Regions from separate parts of the Homo sapiens genome. Here region 1 is linked to region 2. A link is a loop called in an ENCODE intact Hi-C map of the cell type or tissue named here. Cell type or tissue: HepG2. All regions are shown on one strand. Links, peaks and the distances in the headings refer to the core of each region. The heading gives the core; the rest is flanking DNA.

The links. Hi-C counts contacts between places; a loop is a spot of excess contacts. Peaks named below come from ENCODE experiments on the same cell type or tissue, not always from the same donor. Only the 100,000 strongest peaks of a DNase experiment are listed, where the experiment ranks them.
Region 1: a loop joins it to region 2, with 3.0 times the contacts of the local background. A loop is called at or near these places in 2 of 110 quality-filtered maps.

What each region holds. Positions count from the first base shown.
Region 1 is chr3:186,970,109-186,982,475 of GRCh38, forward strand. All of the region lies in intron 2 of ST6GAL1 (ST6 beta-galactoside alpha-2,6-sialyltransferase 1), which reads left to right. Among named protein-coding and RNA genes, the nearest start is that of ST6GAL1, 46 kb to the left of the region's middle. RefSeq lists an enhancer at 5,391-6,272. In HepG2, for the core only: no CTCF peak of the experiment used is centred there; a DNase peak (open chromatin) is centred at 4,843.
Region 2 is chr3:187,039,893-187,047,218 of GRCh38, forward strand. It overlaps ST6GAL1 (ST6 beta-galactoside alpha-2,6-sialyltransferase 1), which reads left to right. Exons shown (of 8, transcript NM_173216.2): 4 at 2,762-3,418. The coding sequence starts at 2,812. Among named protein-coding and RNA genes, the nearest start is that of RPL39L, 96 kb to the right of the region's middle. RefSeq lists enhancers at 1,942-2,011, 4,262-4,531, 4,642-4,751. In HepG2, for the core only: no CTCF peak of the experiment used is centred there; DNase peaks (open chromatin) are centred at 1,119, 1,609 and 2,089; H3K4me3 peaks cover 2,040 bases.

The DNA.
Region 1 (12,367 bases), core at 3,851-6,350, 66 kb before region 2:
GATTGGTACAACATGTGTATAGTTTGTGTCATTTTCTCTTGTGTGTAGGTTAGTATAGGCATCCCTAGAATCAAGATAGAGAACTATTTCTTTTTCTTTTCTTTTTCTTTTTTTTTTTTTTTTTAAGACAGAGTTGCACTCTGTCACCCAGGCTGGAGTGCAGTGGCGCGATCTCAGCTCACTGCAACCACCGCCTCCCAGGTTCAAGCAGTTCTCCTGCCTCAGCCTCCCAAGTAGCTGGGTTTACAGGTGCCTGCCACCACGCCCGGCAAATTTTTTTTTTTTTTTGTATTTTTAGTGGAGACAAGGTTTCACTGTGTTAGCCAGGATGGTCTCTGTCTCCTGATCTCATGCTCCGCCTGCCTCAGCCTCCCAAAGTGCTGGGATTATAGATGTGAGCCACTGCGCCCGGTGGATACAGAACTATTTTATCATCAAAAAGGTCTTCCTTGTGCTGACCCTTTTTTGTCACCCTGCCCCCACCTCTGTTTTTCACTTCTATAATTTTGCCTTTGGAGAATATTCTCTAAATAGGATCATACAATATACAACCTTTTGAGGTTGGCTTTTTTGCACTCATCATAATGCCCTTCAGGTCTACTAAAATTGTTGAATTTATCAATAGTTTGCTCTTTTTGTTAAATTACCGAATAGTATTCCATGGTATGCATGTATCACAGTTTAATTGTTTGCCTATGGAAGGGCATTTTGCTTAATTTCAGTTTTTGGCTATTACAAGTTAAGCTGCTATGAACAATTGTGTTCTGATTTTTGTGTGGACATAAATTTTTGCTTCTCTGATATAAATGCCGAGGAGTTCAATTGCTAAGTTGCATGGTGAGCATATTATTTTGTTTTTGAAGAAACGGCCAAACCATTTCCTAGAGGGGCTGTATCACTTTACATGCCCACCAGCAACATAATCCACTTCCTCCACATGCTTGCCAGCATTTGGTGTTGTCACTTTTTCTCAACTTTAGCTGTTCCCTTGTTTTTGGACACGGAGTTTCACTCTTGTCACCCAGCCTGGAGTGCAGTGGTGCTATCTTGGCTCACTGCAACCTCCACCTCCCGGGTTCAAGCGATTCTTCTGCCTCAGCCTCCTGAGTAGCTGGGATTACAGGTGTGCGCCACCATGCCTGGCTAATTTTTTTGTATCTTTAGTAGAGACGGGGTTTTGCCATGTTGGCCAGTGGCCAGTCTGGTCTCGAACTCCTGATCTCAGGTGATCCACGTGCCTCGGCCTCCTGAAGTGCTGGGATTATAGGCGTGAGCCACTGTGCCCCCCCAACGTTAGCTGTTTTAATAGATGTGTAGTGATATCTTATTGTGGTCTTAATTTGTGTTTCCCTAACAGCTGGTTGTGTGCCTCTCTTTCTGCTCCCCCAGTCTGGCTGTCTGAATCTAGACCACAGCCTGTACTCCTTAAGTGTTGGAAGCAAGAAGATTTGGTGCTGACAAACCCCCTCCCATCATTTTCAGAGCTGCCCCAGGAATCTGACTTCCTTGTTCTTCAGCCCAGTTCACCAGTTATAGGAAATCTTTAGTCATTGTCCTGGGTAGCCCATGAAAAGTGATATTTTATAGAGCTGTGTATTTTTCCAGGGAGGATTGTTTTTGTTCACAGATGAGCAAACATCCTGTAAGTGCTGATTTTTCACTGTGCTTTCCACCCTGTTCCTCCCTGGTGCCAGCGTGCCAACATCTCTACTTACTGGCAGCCTAGTTGAAGAAACCTCTAGAGTTGGCCCAGGAGGACTGTTTTCTCAGTGTTTAGAGATCATACAGTGCCAAGGGCAGCTGCCATGGCCTCAAGCCTTCCCTAGCTCAGCATCTTCTACTCTTTCCTCTTACAGATGGAGAGGCAACTTCAATGCACTGGGGAAAGAAACGAACAATGACAGTGAATGATGATATTGCACTTCTTATGGACCAGGCTCTAAGTGTTTTATGTATATTAATTCACTTAATCCCCATGACAACCCTAAGAATTGGGTACAATTTATAACTCCATTTTATAAATGAGGAAACAGGCATAGAGAGGTCTCATAGCTAGTAAGTTGGAATTTGAACCTGGGGAGTAGGACACCCAGGTCTGTCCTCTTAGTCATTATGCTATGCTACCTGCTACTTTCTTACTTTCTTTTTTTTTTTTTGAGACAGGGTCTCACTCTGACACCCAGGCTGGAGTGCGCCTGGGAGGGATGTCATCTCACTGCAACCTCCACCTCCCGGGTTCAAGTGATTCTCATGTCTCAGCCTCCCAAGTAGCTGGGACTACAGGCACGGGCCACCACACCCAGCTAATTTTTTGTGTTTTTAGTAGAGACAGGGTTTTGCCATGTTGACCAGGCTGGTCTCAAACTCCTGACCTCCTGTGATCTGCCCGCCCCGGCCTCCCAAAGTGTTGGGATTACAGGCGTGAGCCACCATGCCCGGCCACTGCTTGTTACTATGTGTACATTACCTGCACTAGGGTGGATAGAACCTCATGTGGCACACACATGACGCCACATAACACGGCTCATGTGTTCACAGTGCCCAGCACAGAAGCATGCACATAGTAGGTGTTTATTTAAAAAAGTTGATTGAATGCTGAATGAGTGAGTGGGCACTCTTCACTGACGAACTGGGGTAAGGCACATACTCCCTGTTTGATTTCAGTGTAGCACTGCCCTATAGCTGGGCAAACACCTTGGTGTCTCCCCTTAGGAGCATGTGGGAAGAAGAGGAGGATTTGCCATGAGCTTTCTCTGGGACAGGAGCAGTTTGGGATGTTGAGATGGGAAATGGAGTATTGAGAAGTGAGTGTATTTCCAGGGGGAATGGAGAGGTCTTTGGAGACCTGCATTGGCCATGGGCTCCCCAGTTGTGAGTGGGCTCAGGCTCTGGATCACCGCTGGGAAGATACCCTTCTATTTATTTATTCATTATTTTTATTTTTGAGATGGAGTTTTGCTCTTGTTGTCCAGGCTGGAGTGCAATGGTACAATCTCAGCTCACTGCAACCTCCGCCTCCTGGGTTCAAGTGATTCTCCCACCTCAGCCTCCTGAGTAGCTGGGATTGCAGGCGCCCGCCATCATGCCCAGCTAATTTTTATATTTTTAGTAGAGACAGGGTTTCACCATGTTAGTCAGGCTGGTCTTGAACTCCTGACCTCACGTGATCTGCCCGTCTTGGCCTTCCAAACTGCTGGGATTACAGGCGTGAGCCACTGCGCCCGGCCCTCTTCTGTTTTCTGAGTCTCCTGTGCACTCAGGGCTGGCTCACATATACTGCAGGAAGAGGCAGGAGGAGGATGACACAGGGGACTGGACCTTGGAGGATAGCACATGATTGCACTGGCCCTCAGATTTTCAACCCCCTGCCTGTGCAGCAGTAACCTTGACTGCATTGTAGAGACTCCCATCCACTTCATCTCACCCTTGCCCATCAGGGGTGTCTGGGAAAGAGAGGTTTCTAGCCTGACAGATCTGAGTTCCAATTGCAATGCCTCAGTTGCCTCACCTGTAGACAGAGCAATAATAATAGCTGGTTTGTAGATTGTTGTGAGGGCAAAGTGGAGAAGTGTCTTAGGGAGTGTTGGCTCCCTCTCCTAACTCTTTGCCTCTCCTCCTCTCCTGGAGGCCCTCTTCATGAACACCCAGCTGTAGGGCAGTGCTGCACTGAAAGAAAACGGGACATGTGCCTTACCCAAGTTCAGTCAGCGAAGAGTGTCCATTCACTCATTCAGCATTCAATCGACTTTTTAAATGAACACCTACTGTGTGCTTGCCTCTGTGCTGGGCACTGTGAACACATGAGCCATGGCGCTTGACCTCCTGTAGCATGTGAGCTAAAGAGAGAGAGACAAATGCTAATTAAATAGTAACACAATCAAATGTGAAACCGTGAATTGTGGGGGTTGCTGTGGAGGAAGCTCTGTGGTGTTGCGTGAATGAACCACAGCCTGGGAAGCCAGTGGATAGATACTTCCTCGGGAAAGTGATTTCATCCTGGGGTTTGACTCTCTAGCTTTGGGCCACTGGAGAGGCCAGTGTGGAAGATTCAGTAGGATCAGTCCACTTTATGCTATATCCTGACTATAGGCTGACCAGGCGCCTGGCCACCCCAGGGCCCTCACCCCGCCTCCAACAGCCTAGACCGTTCCTTGAGATTACCCATATCCAACCATCCACAGGTGCTGCCGATACTGCAGGAACCGACTGAGCTTGGATCCCACACCTTACAGACCCGGAGCATCTTTTCTGTTGTTTATTTTTGGGTTAGCTCATAACTCACTTTATCACTCAGCCGAACAGTGAGCCACCATGGACCATGGTGGTTTTGATCATCATACAGATATTTAAAGACAACTTTATTGAGGTACAGTTTATATTCCATGAAATCAACCCATGTTAAGTATACAATTCAGTGATTTTTTTTAGTAAACTTACTGAGCTGTGCAGTTGTCACCACAATCCAGTTATAGAACATTTCCGTCATTAGTGGGGTCAGCTTTAGATGCAAAAGACAGGAGAATTATTTTTGTTTTTATGGGATTAGTTCTGTGCTCCCAGCAGGAAGATCTCATTAATTAATTAATTAATTCAATTAGTATTTACTGAGAGCCTGGTTGGGGGGGGGGCGCCCACAGCAGGGTTGGGTGCAAAGGGAAATAAATAAATAAACAAGTGGTGGGGGCTGCTTCACTGTGGCTGATGAGCTTCCACTGTCAAGTGTAGCCTAACTTGCCTGCTCAGGTGGGGTTCATGGCAGCTGCAGGGCAGGTTTCTGCTTTCTACCCTGTAACTCTTATTGGAAGGCAAGGCAAAGGCCTTCTTTTGCAATACCTGGTATTGCAGTGAATTATTGACTGAGCAGACAGAGAGACGTGTCCTCGCCAACATCTACAAATAGCTCTGGGCTTTGGCAGGCCTGGATGCAGGATCTTGGAAAAGAGGAGCGTGGGTCTGCTGTTTACAGTGCAAAGATTTGACAGGTGAAATTGGGGCGAGGGTGCGCTGAGGGAGGAAAGGAGTGCAGGCAACGTCAGGGCCGGTGGCCAGGGTGAATCCAGGGAAGCGGGTGCCTGTGTGCACGGTGGGTGTTGCTTGGAGGCTGGGGAGTGAGTGGGAGTATGGCCTTGTATACTAGACTGAGAGGCATTTGCACTTAATGGAGTAAACATGGAAGATGCAATTTCAGTGTCTGAGGAGGAGCTTAATGATTCAGAGCTGGACTTCAGGAGATTAATCTTTTGTGAGAAGATAAGCAAGGGATGGGTTGGGAGACTGTTGTGAGGGTCCTAGTATTAGATGATGTGGACTTGACTTGGACAGGGGCATTGAGGCAAGGAAAGAAGAAGTGCAGGGGAGAGAAAGTTCTGCCAGGTGATGGGGAGTGATTCTTCTCTGTCCCTGAGGTTCGTACCTGCCTGGCCATCTGCCTTTTGCTGTTCAACCAGTCTCCCTCTGCCTGTCCACAACTGAACTTCCCCACAGTGTGTTCTTCCATGGCCTCTTTGTACTCTCCCATCCACTTCTTCCCTCTTGTTCTACTTCTCTTGCCCAGGAGGAAGGAGAGGATCCAGCGAAAGAGATGGAGAGAAACAGAACACTGTACCCATGAAAGGCAGTGCCAGGGCAGGCAGTGGAGAGAGACTTCCAGAGAGGGTGGCTGGCTGTGCCAAACGCCACAGAAGTGAGTGAGGCTGGCACTGAAGGAGGTCTGGGGGACTCACGATTGGGACTAGGGTGAGACCTCCCTTACCTCATCCCAATCCTGGCCCTGGGAGGAACTGGGGACCTCGGAGAAAGCATTAGTTTACAACAAACTGGACCAAGTGTGGGACTGTTTCTTCTGAGGACAGCCTCCCAGCCTCCCATAGGAAACTGCCTGCAACTGCTCGGGACCCACTGGTCTCCTTCTTCCCCACCCCAAGACAGCCCCTCAGGGTCTCCACGGGCTCGCTAGAGTTCCTGCACACAGTTTCAAGACCACAGATCAAACTCACCTCCCTGCATCCTACCACAGAGAACTCTGAGACCCAGCAAAGTACCTGACTTGTCCAAGGTCATCCAGTGAGGTGTGACCTTGTGGGTCTTTCCTTTGCTTTCCTTTGATTTCTCATCTTCAGTTGGTTTACGCTCTCCTTTTATTCACCTCCCCCAACCTTCCCCTCCTCCGTAAGAATTGGAAACAGAGAGTTGATAGTTGAGGTCTGATTTATAGCTGAGGATTGAGGTCAAATTTGTAGCTGAAGATTGAAGTCCATTTACTGAGTGCCTACTTCTACCAAGCATTGTTTTAGAGGTGTTTACATACATCATTTTATTTCATTCTTTTTTTTTTTATTTGAGATAGCGTCTTGCTCTGTTGCCTAGGCTGGAATGCAGTGGCACTATCTCGGCTCACTGCAACCTCCATCTCCCGGGTTCAAGCGCTTCTCCTGCTTCAGCCTCCCAAGTAGCTGGAACTACAGGCATGTGCCCCCACACCCGGCTATTTTTTACATTTTTGGTAGAGACAGGGTTTCACCATGTTAGCCAGGCTGGCCTCAAACTCCTGACCTCAAGTGATCCACCTAGTTTGGCTTCCCAAAGTGCTGAGATTACAGGCATGAGCCACTGTGCCCGGCCTTAATTCTTATAAGACCCTTTCAAAGTAGGTGTCATTACCCTATTTTCCTGATGAAGAAATAGAGGCTCCTAGAGACTGAATGGCTTGCTTACCTTTGTATAGTTACTAACTGGTGCTGCTGGTTTATATTCTCTCCCCACGCATGTATTTCTTCAGTCACTCATATTTACCTAGTGCTTTAATGCCAGGCACTGTTTTAGGTGCTGATACCATATGAATAAAGGACACAAAAATCCTGCCAAGACCTTCTCCATTTGTGGCTTGCTTGCCAGAGGAGATCGGCTTGTTCTTTATAAAGTCTCCTGTGCTAGATGTCTCAGGGCTGGGTATAGCAGCTGCTGTGTTTATTGGCTATTGCTGAGATGAAATTCATGACCCGATTTGCTCCTCAGCCAGCAAGGCATGTGGACTTCTTTCTGTCTGCTTCCGGGGGTCTCTGAAGCCTTCTGCTGAAACTGCCCCTAGGCGAGATAGTTTATTCTGTAAGGAGTGTGACTGTGGCTCCCTCCCCCACGGCTTCTCCCCCATTTCTTTGCTTTTATCACCAGCGGTTTCCCTTAGCCACCACCGCTAGCAGAACCCTGATTTAGTTCCACGATTTAGCCCTGATAAAGGCGAGCTATTTTGGCTTCCTCTGCCCTAAGCCCCAGGGAGAATTTGGACTCAGTGTTTTCACTTGTCATTTTAGACTGTTGGCCAGAGTTTGCGGAAGAAGGCCTGTATTATTAATGCCCTTGCCGGGAACAGCTGCACCCTGCCAGGTTGTCATGTGAGACCTCTGAAAAGCTCAGAGCTACAAGGCCCACAGCTCTCCTGGGCCCACTGGGTCAGGTGGGAAATATGATCCTACAGAAACTGCAGGCAGCCAAGGAGGGCGGAAGGCAACTTGGAAGGAACTGATCAGTCTCACGCAGGAGACACAGCCGTCCTCTGAGCGCCTCAGGAGGGCTAATTCCATCCCGTGCCTCCAGGGGCCTGCTGTATTTGAAGATCTTTTAGCCTGAGGGATTTTATCACATCATATAAAAGACACATAAAATAAAAATGAAGATATTAATAATCAGTTTAATAATATTTAGAGAGCCATTATTCCTTGTAGTGGTCACTATCCTCATCACTTGAAATAGTTTTAATTTTCAGTACAAGCCTTTGAAGTGAATGGGACTTGTTATTGCCATTTAATAGATAAGAAAACAGTCTCGGCCGGGCGTGGTGGCTCATGCCTGTAATCCCAGCACTTTGGGAGGCCAAGGTGGGAGGATCACCTGAGGTCAGGAGTTCGAGACCAGCCTGGCCATGGTGAAACCCCATCTTTACTAAAAATACAAAAATTAGCCAGGCGTGGTGGCGCACACCTGTAATCCCAGCTACTTGGGAGGCTGAGGCTAGAGAATCGCTTGAACCCAGGAGGCAGAGGTTGCAGTGAGCTGAGATCATGCCACTGCACTCCAGCCTGGGTGACAGAGCGAGACTCCGTGTCAAAATAAAAATAAAAGAAAAAAGAAAAAACAGTCTCAGAGAGGTTAAGGGAATTACCCAAGGTTATGCCAGGTAGTAAAGGTAGAGGTGGAATTTGAACATAGTCTATCTAGCTGGAAGCTCCTGCCCCTTTCAGGATGCTGTGAGCCACTAGACACATCATATTTCTCTGACTCCTCCTCAGTTTATCTGTGCAGTTGGTTCCCACTCCTCTCTCTCCACGTTACTCTGTTAACAGCTTCTGGAGCCTGGTGTTCCAGGAGGGACTTGACCAGAGTTCACTATCTGCTGAGCCAGGGGTTAGCTGGGTGGATGGTGGGGCTGCAGGCCAGACCAGGAGCCAGAAAAGATGGTCTCTGGCACCCTTTCCTTTATTCACGGAAATGGCCCCTCTTCACCTCTTCGTGCTCCATCAAAGCTCCTTTTTAGTGCTGGGAGCACACCACGGAGTTTAGAGAAAACAATCTAATAATGTTATTTGCTTGCTTAGAAAACCTCCACCAGTCCCAGTTGCTTGCAGGATAAATTGGGACTAGAAATACCTCTGTCTGGAGCAGATGTCCTGTCGAAGACCATTTCTCATCACTGCAGCCCTTATACCCTGTCCCACCTCACAGCTTCTCCCCATCCCTGAACACAATGGGCCACTTTCATGACTGAGCCTTTGCACTGCTATTCTCTGTTGGGCATGCCTTGCTCTGCTTGGTGAACTCCTGTTCAAACTTCAAAACCCAGGATGAACTTTACCTTTTCTGACTTCTGACTTCCTCTAGTAGAGTTGGCACCACCTCCTCGGCCCTTAGTTTTTAATGCTTTACATGATTTTCCACCCACTAGTTTATGGTCTTTTCTCTAAGACCTCAGCAGCAGGAGCTGGGCCCTATTTATTTCTGTATCATCTGTATTTGGGGCATATTTGTGTGAACAAATGAATGAGGGCTCATTGTAAAACAAACTGTATATAAAGTGTGAGTCACAGGTGGCCCCACTTTAACTGAAATGTTAGGTTAGGTTGGGGGAATTCAGAGAAAGGAGAGGTGATACCCTGAGGCCTAGCGTTATTGATTAGTTGACCAGTGAGCTATGCACTCTGCCTGGAGCATTACTGCAAATGAGCCTAGGACCTATTGAGAGAAGGTCCCAGGGGTGAAGTAACAGTGGGAGGCCTTACAGTTGGGAAGTGAAGCTTAGGTCTTCCCTGTTCTCCAGGCCAGACTCAAACTCTGTGCCTGATCTGCTTCCCAAGAGAGGAACTCCTTGGGCAGACCTGGAGAAAAAGTGGGGATTTTGGATGGTCCCCAAAGGAGGGTAGGGGTAGAAGAGGAGTCGAAACAGAGACAGGAGGAAGTCCAAGACAAACTTTCCTTCCTTAATACATAGTGCTCGGGGGCATCCTTCTGGCTGTAGCATCTGCGTAATAGCTGCTCCTAAGAATGCAACGTGAGCTGAATTCAAACATGAATTTGGAGCCAGTACCTGAATATGTGGGTTGTTCTATGCCACCGGGCCCCCTGCCTGTTTAATTTCTCCTTCCCCTGCTGCCAAGGCTTCCGAGAAGTTGCTGTGTAGGTGCTTAATGCTTCGGAGATGGTCAGGTATGAGTTTAAATCCTGGTCTCGGGCACTTTAATTGCTAATTGTGTAGCACTGAGCAAAAATAATAGGGATGCAGCTTTTATAGCACCAATCAGGTCAGTGATGTTGGTGATACTGTTGAGAGCTTACTATGTGCCAGGCATTATGCTAAGTGGTTGATGACCATTATCTCATTTATTCCTCCGTATACCCTACAGGCAGATGCTGTCATCATTCTGAAATTCCAGATACGTAACTGAGGTTCAGAGAGGTTAAGTAAGTTGCCTGAAGCCATAAAACAAACGATGATGGAATCAGATCATGGATCCTGATATGTCACACCTTAACCATTGTGCCATTGGTCTACAATTTGCCTGATCCTAAGAATCACCTGAGACTCTTGTTAAAAGAGCAATTCCCAGGCCCTGTCTCAGATTCAGATTCAGCCCAGCTGGGGTGGAGCCTGGGGAGCAGTGGATGCAGCGGGCACCCTGGATGATACTAGGATCTGGCAAGTTTAAGAAACGCTATATTGTGCCTTCCTGCCTGTAAGTTGTGGCTCATGGTTGGCCCTCAAGAAATGTTAGCTGTTAGTATTATAATATAAATGAATTGAAAGGACAGCTTATTGTGAAAGAATATACGTCTTTAAAAAGCTTATTAGTCCTGACACTAGATTTTAAAGATAGAGGTCGGATGGGCGCGGTGGCTCACGCCTGTAATCCCAGGACTTTTGGAAGCCAAGGCAGGTGGATCACGAGATCAAGAGATCGAGACCATCCTGGCCAACATGGTGAAACCCATTCTCTACTAAAATTACAAAAAAAAAAAAAAAAAAAAAATTAGCCAGGCAAGGTGGCAAGTGCCTGTAGTCCCAGCTATTAGGGAGGCTGAGGCAGGAAAATCACTTGAACCTGGGAGGTGGAGGTTGCAGTGAGGATCACCCCACTGCACACCAGCCTGGGTGACAGAGACTCCATCTCAAAAAAAAAAAAAAAAAGATAGAAGTCAAGGGGAAATAGATTCTGGATCAATGAATCTATACTCTAATACTCTAAACTCAAAACTATCTGCAAGTGGGATGTGTGCCTTTATAGGTCCCTGTCACTAGTGGTCAAGCAATCAGTGCCATCACGTGTTGGGTGTGATGGCTGAGCTGTTCTTCAGGGACCCATTCCTCAGTCAGTGTCTGCTGTATACATGCAGCTGCAGAGGACATTTGTGCACTGAGGAGGGCTTTGGGTGTGTTAATATTCTAGAAGAGGTGGAGTAGAGCAGCTATGCAAAGCAAGGAAGAAGGCAGGAGGTGTTAAAAGAAAAACTTTAGAGAAAATAAATGTAGCAAAGTTCATCTGAGCAAAGAACCATGTGTGAATTGGACAGCACTCAGAACCAGAAGAGGTTCAGAGAGCTCTGCTGCCGCAGTGAGGACAGTGAGCTTTTGTAGGCTGAACGTGGAAAGAAGGCTAAGAAAATATATTTTATTAGAGTGGGAAGACCCTAGTTAGAGGTTAGTTGGTGGTTTCTGATTGGTGAAGCCTCTAGTTACATTTTACTGTTTACATTGATTTGGATTTTGGTTTGCTTATGTAGAAGCTCTGGTTATGGAGACAACCTCAGGCTAACGGCCTCCTTCTTATTTGCTTTAACAGAGGGATGGCAGAGGTAGAAGACAGCAGATATTTGAGGGCCATCACTACTGCCTTGTACCGTGGGTAACCTGCATGAAGTCTTCTCTGTAGCTTCAGAGCATCTAGATCCGCTGTCATGCCACCAATACACTAAGGCACTTCATTTTCCTCAGGGAGACTGATGATGTCTTGTTATCTCTTATTAGCATTCCAAGTCTTATCTTATTTTTGAATTCTCAAGGTCCATTTTTGGGCATATAAATTACTGAAGGCAGTCAGGAAATATTGTTCCATCAGAGCTGGGAGAAAGACTCAACCCTTATCCTGGTCCATTGACCTATTTCCAACCTCAGCTTTGATGACAAAACTCAGCAGAAGCTTTCTTACAGACTAAGAGCACTTTATAAAACACTGCTTAAAGCTGAAGGAAACCCTCTGAATGACCACCCTTGAATACCTCCTTTACTAAGACCCATGATTATCTGGGAGTTAGAATCCATAATAATAGCTGCCACTGTGCACAGTGATTGTGTGCTGGGTGCTTTACATCTATTTTCTCATTTAATTCTCCTAACAACTCTATGATAGCAGTCACGCTATGATACAGGTCACACTGGTATTGTTTCACAAATGAATAAACGGGCCTAGAAAATTCAACTAGATTTCCCTAGGTTAGCAGTGGAGTTGGACTTCAAACCTAGGTCTGTGTAGCTCACAAATGAACACTTATTATGCTTATACCATTTTGCCTCATTAGAATAATAGGAAGTCCTTCCTTTTTTGGTGAGGAAGAAATTTAGAGATTGGTTACCCTGACTGGTGATACAGAGCAAAGCTATGTACAAATTGCATCAAAGGGTGGCAGATCCCTACATTCCCATCTAACATCACATCATTCCTAACCTTTTTCCATGTGGATAAGCATGACCTTAGTCAAGTCATTTCTTAGTAAGATAGATTGTTGGTTGCTCGTGACTCTCAGTGAAGACCCAGTAATGCCAAGAATCATGGCAGACAGTTAGGGGGAATATGTATCTTCAACTATGGGGCAGTATGGCAAA
Region 2 (7,326 bases), core at 390-2,889:
TGACAGAGCACAGGCTGTGAAGGCTGAGGCTGTCTGATGGTTGCAAGACTGTCGCTAGACCCAGCTGTTTGGAGGAACTCTTCTTTCCTGGGAAACCACACCTTGGAGAGTAGGTACTGGGCAGCTGCTGCCTGAGCCTCCACTCCTGTGACAGTGAATCAGGCCCTTCCTGCCATCTTGTTTCATTCAGACATGTGAAAGTCAGGTTCTAAGTCCACTATTTCCAAATCACTCATGCAACTTTGAAAATTATTTGTATTTCCAAACCTCACTATACTCAGCTATAAATGGAGCTCATAAAATCTGCTGTGCTTATCTCACGGGAGTATAATAGGTCTGTAAAACCTTACCAATACGGAAAGTACCTGAGTGTTACCACTCAGTGCACAGCAGGGATGGCAGGTGCAGCACTGATGGTGAAGGTGGCTTGTCTGCGACTGTCTGACAGACGAAGTTGCCTCTCTAGTGACCTTGAGTCCGACTTGATCACACTGACTTCTCACTGTCCCTTATCACAGATGCATGTCCTTGGGTGGAAAGATGATGAACTTTTAGAGTCAGACAGACCTGGGCTGGAATTCTGGTTCTAGAACTGACTTGCTGTTGACATTGGAGAAACCCTATAACCTTGCTAAGTCTCAGTTTTTTCCATTTCCTAAAATAGGATTGTCAATATCTCTATCATAGTGTTGTAGTAAAGGTTCAATGAGATATTGCAAGGAAAGTGACTACCACGTAGTAGGCCCTCCTTAAATGCTACTTTCCTTCTTTTCTCTAGTTCTTCTTCAGTTGTCATATGGTCATGTGATTACCTGTGTTGGGTGTCTGCGGAAATTGAATTCCTTAGTTTCTGGTAATACAACAAGCTTCCACCCTTCACTTCATGATCTTCTATCTGAATTCTTCTTCCACTGTGTACATTTAATCATTTCCACAACTTCAGCAGCCCAAGATAGGAGCCCATCGTTCCCAGAGTCACTGGTTCCTGAGGTCTGGGATGGTGGAAGCACTGCTTTGGTTGGTACTGCCAATGGATTCCAGGAATGAGCTGGATGTCAGTTCATGGAGAATTCCCAGGGAAGAGCCTGGAGCTCAGGGCTGCTGAGTCATGGCTGTGGCTTCACACTGCTGTCTTCACTACCCGTATCACCTCCACATGGCCCCCAGGCTGAGCTGCTGCTCTCCTGTCTCTGTTCAGAATACCTTCTGTGCCTTTTTGCTTATCTAGTTCAAATCCAATGAATACCATGCTCTTGTTTTGCCCTCCCAACACTCTGCAAATCACATAGGGCAGAGATAATTATTCTGAAAAACTCAGGGGCAGAAATATTAAGTGACCTGCCCAAGGTCACCAAGAATGGGGATAAGAACCCAGGTTTTGTGAACACCCAGTCCAGTACTCCTACTACCTTTTCCTGATATCCTTAGGAGCGGGATCCATGGGAAGGGACCTCAGACCCCTAGTGGGTTAGCAAAACCCCGGAGGTGATTGCTTTGATTTATTATTGTAAATAAACCCAGTGATTGGGGAAAGAATGTAATGTTTTCCAAAAGATACAGACATTATTTGAGTTCAAAGTGCTTCCAGTTTCCATTCAGTTACACAATAAATTCTGAGAAAACAAAGTAGGTGTTTACTCAGAAATAAAGAGACTATTCAGTCTCTATTTGCTCAGTGAAATCTATTTTCCAGAGCTTCTTGCAGTTCTGTGCATGTTGTACTGGAAAGGACATGGGTTATGGAATCAAATCCACTTCGATTTGAACCTCAGTGCAACCATTTCCTCAGCTCTGTGAGCTTGGGCACTTCCCTTGACTTCTTAGAGCCTCAGGTTGCTAATCCATAAAATGGAGATTATAACACCTTTGAAGTGAACCCTGTACAGGTTAGGAGATGCCCTTCGTATTAGACTATGCTATGCGTGGTGCCCCCAGAGTTGTGTCTCATGGTGGCCCTGGTTATGGTGAAGTTAAGTGAAATAACATCTAGCGTGCTTAATGAATTTTTGTTTCCATTTCCTTAGTTGGCTACATGTCTGCTATCTTACCCAGAATTCCTAGCCTCTATCATGAGGTGAGTCAGCTTCCTGTCTCAGCAGTGCTCTTCTTGCAGGGCACTGCACAAAACTGTGGTGGAGATAACCCTCGATCTTCTCATGCAGGAGTCCAGCATCGCAGCCCTTAGAGAGATACATCAGAAATCTATGGCATCATCTATAACGAGAAGTCTTTTTCTGGCCATTTTGAAGGGGTGTTGGGCCACTTACTATTTTAGGAAGTTTAGGTCTGGTGATGTAAAACAGTCAGCCTGCTTTTTTTTATTCTATTTTTTTTTCAAGCATGCATGGCTTCATTTAACAAATGTTACAAGGCCCTAGGAACTGAGTGATTTGCAAGATGTGGTTTCTGACTTCAAGAAACTCAGAGTGCAGTCAGAGAGGTAGACCAAGGCAACCAGAAACTAATATTCAGCATAGAAAAAGTAATGATGGGAGGACATATAAAGTGTTCATGGCTCAAGAGGAAGAAGGGAGTGGAAGAGTGGAAGAGGAAGAGGGACTGCTGTCCACGTTCAAAGCCCAAATTGAGTCTGACTTTTGTCGAGAATTGCTTAACAGGCTGCAGAGGTGGCCAGGAGGTAGACCAGGGCTGGAATTCAAGTCACCTCATTTCAAATCTATTGCTCAGTCCATCGCTCCGCCTCATGCCACATTGGGTTTTTCTTTACATCATTTGTTTTTCCTTGTCTCACTTTTTTTAGGCTTGTTTTCCTGCTCAGAACAAAGTGACTTCCCTGAACACATCTTCATTATGATTCACACCAACCTGAAGAAAAAGTTCAGCTGCTGCGTCCTGGTCTTTCTTCTGTTTGCAGTCATCTGTGTGTGGAAGGAAAAGAAGAAAGGGAGTTACTATGATTCCTTTAAATTGCAAACCAAGGAATTCCAGGTGTTAAAGAGTCTGGGGAAATTGGCCATGGGGTCTGATTCCCAGTCTGTATCCTCAAGCAGCACCCAGGACCCCCACAGGGGCCGCCAGACCCTCGGCAGTCTCAGAGGCCTAGCCAAGGCCAAACCAGAGGCCTCCTTCCAGGTGTGGAACAAGGACAGCTCTTCCAAAAACCTTATCCCTAGGCTGCAAAAGATCTGGAAGAATTACCTAAGCATGAACAAGTACAAAGTGTCCTACAAGGGGCCAGGACCAGGCATCAAGTTCAGTGCAGAGGCCCTGCGCTGCCACCTCCGGGACCATGTGAATGTATCCATGGTAGAGGTCACAGATTTTCCCTTCAATACCTCTGAATGGGAGGGTTATCTGCCCAAGGAGAGCATTAGGACCAAGGCTGGGCCTTGGGGCAGGTGTGCTGTTGTGTCGTCAGCGGGATCTCTGAAGTCCTCCCAACTAGGCAGAGAAATCGGTATGTTCTGGGGTTGTTCTGTGAATGGCAGTGCTTATTGGGACTGGCTGGGCATATTGATGGTATGGGAGACAAGTGGCCCAAGTGTGGCTCAGCGGACCAGTGGAGTGGGCCCAGGGCAGTGTTTTTTTCAGAGTCACAAGTGACACAGAGGGAGTTGAACAGATGGCGCTCTAGGCCCCCGCATCTTTTATCAATTAGAAGAGCTTCATTATTGTTTCCTAATATTTTTAGTTGATATATAATAATTAGATATATTTATGGGGATATTTTGATACGTGTATTCAATGTGTAATGATCCAATCAGGGTAATTAGAATATCTATCACCTTGAACATTTATTGTTTCTTTGTGTTGGGAACAGAATAGTTTTATTTTCATCTGTTTTAAATATTGGAATTGTGTAGAAGATTTCATTTGAAAAAGAGAGTTCCGCTGCTACCAATAATCAAAAGCCTACAATTGACCTTTGAAAAGACTTGAAGCATAGATCTGCACATCATTTCCAGGTTCTGAAATTCTGTTGTTTTTCCTGATTAGTGGAGGACTCTATTGGCCTCAACAACCTGGGTAATTTTCAGCTTTTCTCTTTGAAAAGATTTAATTGGGTCAGTAATTCTTAACTGGGGGCTATGGACCAACTTCAGAGGGTCATGAATCCCTGCAATTGCGTGCAAAACTGTCTGTGGATTAGGTGTGTAGAATGTATGTGTATGCGTATAAGTGTGTCCGTGCATTTTTCCAGGAAGGGAGTTTGTAGACTGCAGTTTATTCTCTAAGGGATCTGTGACCCAAAAAAGTTTCAGAGTCACTGGTCACAACATATTAATTTGCTTTTCTTGAAACCCTTTGTAGTGAATCAAGATAGAAAGTCTGTCTATATTTGTAAACCTGTGTAACAGAGAGCCTTATTTCTCTTATGCTGAATGTGTTTTCCATTATTTGAAATGAATCAGCTAAAGAAAGCAAAGCACAGGAAGCTTTGCTCCTCTGTCAGCCTGGAGGTACTGGAGCAGGTGAGGTCATACGTCTCCTTTTTTATTTCCTTCATTTGACTGCCAGGAAAAATGGTCTGAAACCCAGCACAGGCTCTCAAAGAAAAGTAGGCCCAAACTGGATTCTCTAGAGCAGAAAGAAATGGTGAGATCACAGTTTCTACCTCCCCAAATAGGCAGCTGCCCCGCTGGCCGGCCCCACCTCAACTTCTGCTTTTGTATTTTTGGTTTTTCTTGGACTTTGTTTTCAAGAAACTAAATGTGATTGGTTTTTGTTCATCCATAATGGAGCTAAGTTTCTTTCTTCTCCATTTTTGCTGCTTATGTAGCAAATGTTTGGGATATCCTAGGTATTAGCTGATCCTTCTTCTTCATGTCAAGTTAATATTGCGTGCCTGGCTGAAATTGTACTGAAGTTTGAGACAGGGCCTGATAGCTCTGTTAATTAGAACTACAGCTTTAATTTTATGCACTCCTTAAAGATTTGGGGTGATTTAAGTAAACATTAATACAAATAATATTTTTCTATAGATTGCAGTTTCAACTTCAAAATAAGGATTTCCACAGAAGGACTTTGATCCTGAGATGTAATCAAAATTGCATGTTAGACTTCGAATGTTCTGCTGTTATGGGGTATATATCCTCTTGGCATTTTGTCTAACAAATATTTTAAGACATTCATATATTCTTTTATTTATTCATGGATTCATCAACAATACAAAGGGGAAAGGGAAGGGAAAGGCCCTTTGTTGAAGCCCGAGTTGCAGGCAGCGTGCCAGGCCCATACACTTCCTCCTGCATCTGGAATTTGTTGAGTCTCTTCCCAACTACTGGATGGATCAGATTATTTCAAATGGTTTTCTTTTACAAATAACATTGCTGACAAGGTTTTTGTGCAGATAACTTAGGTAACCACTATTGACATTCAACAGGGAAATATCCTCAGAAGTGAGGCTAGAAGACACGAGTAAGAGACATTTTATGACTTTTTTTTTTTTGTCCATAGCAAGATTTTCTATCAGAGAGAGTGTAATAACATACTCTGCCTCCAGCAGTCTCACAAACCAGCCAATGGTGGGCTCAGTCATTTTCAATTATTTTTGATAGTTTACTCATACATGTTAAGTATCCTAGATTTGCTGGAATTTTCATGTCAAACAGTAGCATAATTTTAAAACACTATCATCAATACAAGTGATGCTTATTATGCATCTGCTGAGTTCCTAACATGCCTTGCTCTTTTCATCCTCCCAGAAGTCCTGTGAGGTTGATAAGATTATTGGTCTCATTTTGCTGGAGAGCTAAATGCGGAGGCTCAAGTGGTCACACAACTGGCTAATAGCAGACTGAGGTTTGAAAGCAGAGTGCTTGCTTCAAAGACCCCACTCTTGGCACCTCTGCTGTTGTGCCTCATAATAATTGTAGCTTCATAATAAAATTCGGTGTGATTATTCTTTTATTATGTTAAAAATTTTCTTCTATTCTTGTCTATTAGCTGTCCTAGAGAGAAAGAGAAGGGTATTCTGAGTTAAGGCAAAGGCAAGAAGCAAAGGCTGCACGGGGAAAAGTGTGTTTGGGCATCACAAATAATCCTGTTTGGACGGCATGTGGGTCCTTGTGGGTGAAGATGGGTGAGGAACGAGGCCAGAAAGGTAGCTAGGCATTAGCTCTTAGAGAACGTTGATAGTCACAATAAGGACTTTAGGTTTCATTCTTTAAGCCATGGAGAGCCCTAGGAGGTTTTTGAACAAGGGAGACTTCTCACTTCTCTATGAGTCCCTGTTTTGTACTCTATAATGTCTCCATTATTAGGGACTATTGCCACAACCAGGTCAGAAGTGCCAGGCCTGCCCAGGCTGTGGTAGCAGTGATGAAGAGAAAGGACCTTACCTGAGAGGGCTCATGAAGTAAGAGGCAGAACTTACTATCTAGCTGGAAATGATCTTGAGTGAGAGGCAGGAGCCAGGATGTCTAGCCTGGGAGCAGGCTGTATCTTACCAAGGGGAGCATGCTTCCAGAGGAACGCAGATTCCACTTTGGATGTTCTGAGACTGAAGTGTGTGTGGATTTCCCTGGGTAGATATCTATGCTGTTGAGTACTTAATTCTAGAGAAGGATCAGATATCGAGATAGATTTACAAGTCATTTGTATCAAGGTGAGATAATGGTTATAATCCAGGGAAGAAGACCAATTAGAAAATCTAGAAAAAGATTTACATTTAAAGGACAAAGAAAAGAACAGGGAAAAGTCAGAAGGGTCAGAGACCGGCTAGAGGAGAACTAGGTGTGCACCATACAATGGAAGGCAAAGGGGGATGGAGTTTGAGGGATGTTGGCTGTTGGTATCAAAGTCTGCAGAGGTGGGACATATTCTTGGGCAGAATAAGGACTGAGAAGACACCTGTGAACTGAGTAGCTTGGAGAACATGATCAGTTATATCAGGGGTCAGCAAGCTTTTCTTAAAAGGCCGGATAGTAAATAGTTTTGGCTTTGAGGGCCATGATGTCTGTCACAACTACTCAACTCTGCTGTTGTACTGCAGAAGTAACAATAGATAGTAGTAAATGAACAGGCCTGGCTATGTTCCAACAAAACTTTATTTACAAAATGAGGGATGCACCAGATTTGTCCTTCAAGTCATAGTGTTTTGTTTTGTTTTTGACGGAGTCTTGCTCTGTTGCCCAGGCTGGAGTGCAGTGGCATGATCTCGGCTCACTGCAAGCTCCGCCTCCCAGGTTCATGCCATTCTCCTGCCTCAGCCTCCCGAGTAGCTGGGACTACAGGTGCCTGCCACCACGCCTGGCTAATTTTTTGTATTTTTAGTAGAGACAGGGTTTCACCGTGTTAGCCAGGATGGTCTCGATCTCCTGATCTCATGATCCGCCCACCTCGGCCTCCCAAAGTGCTGGGATT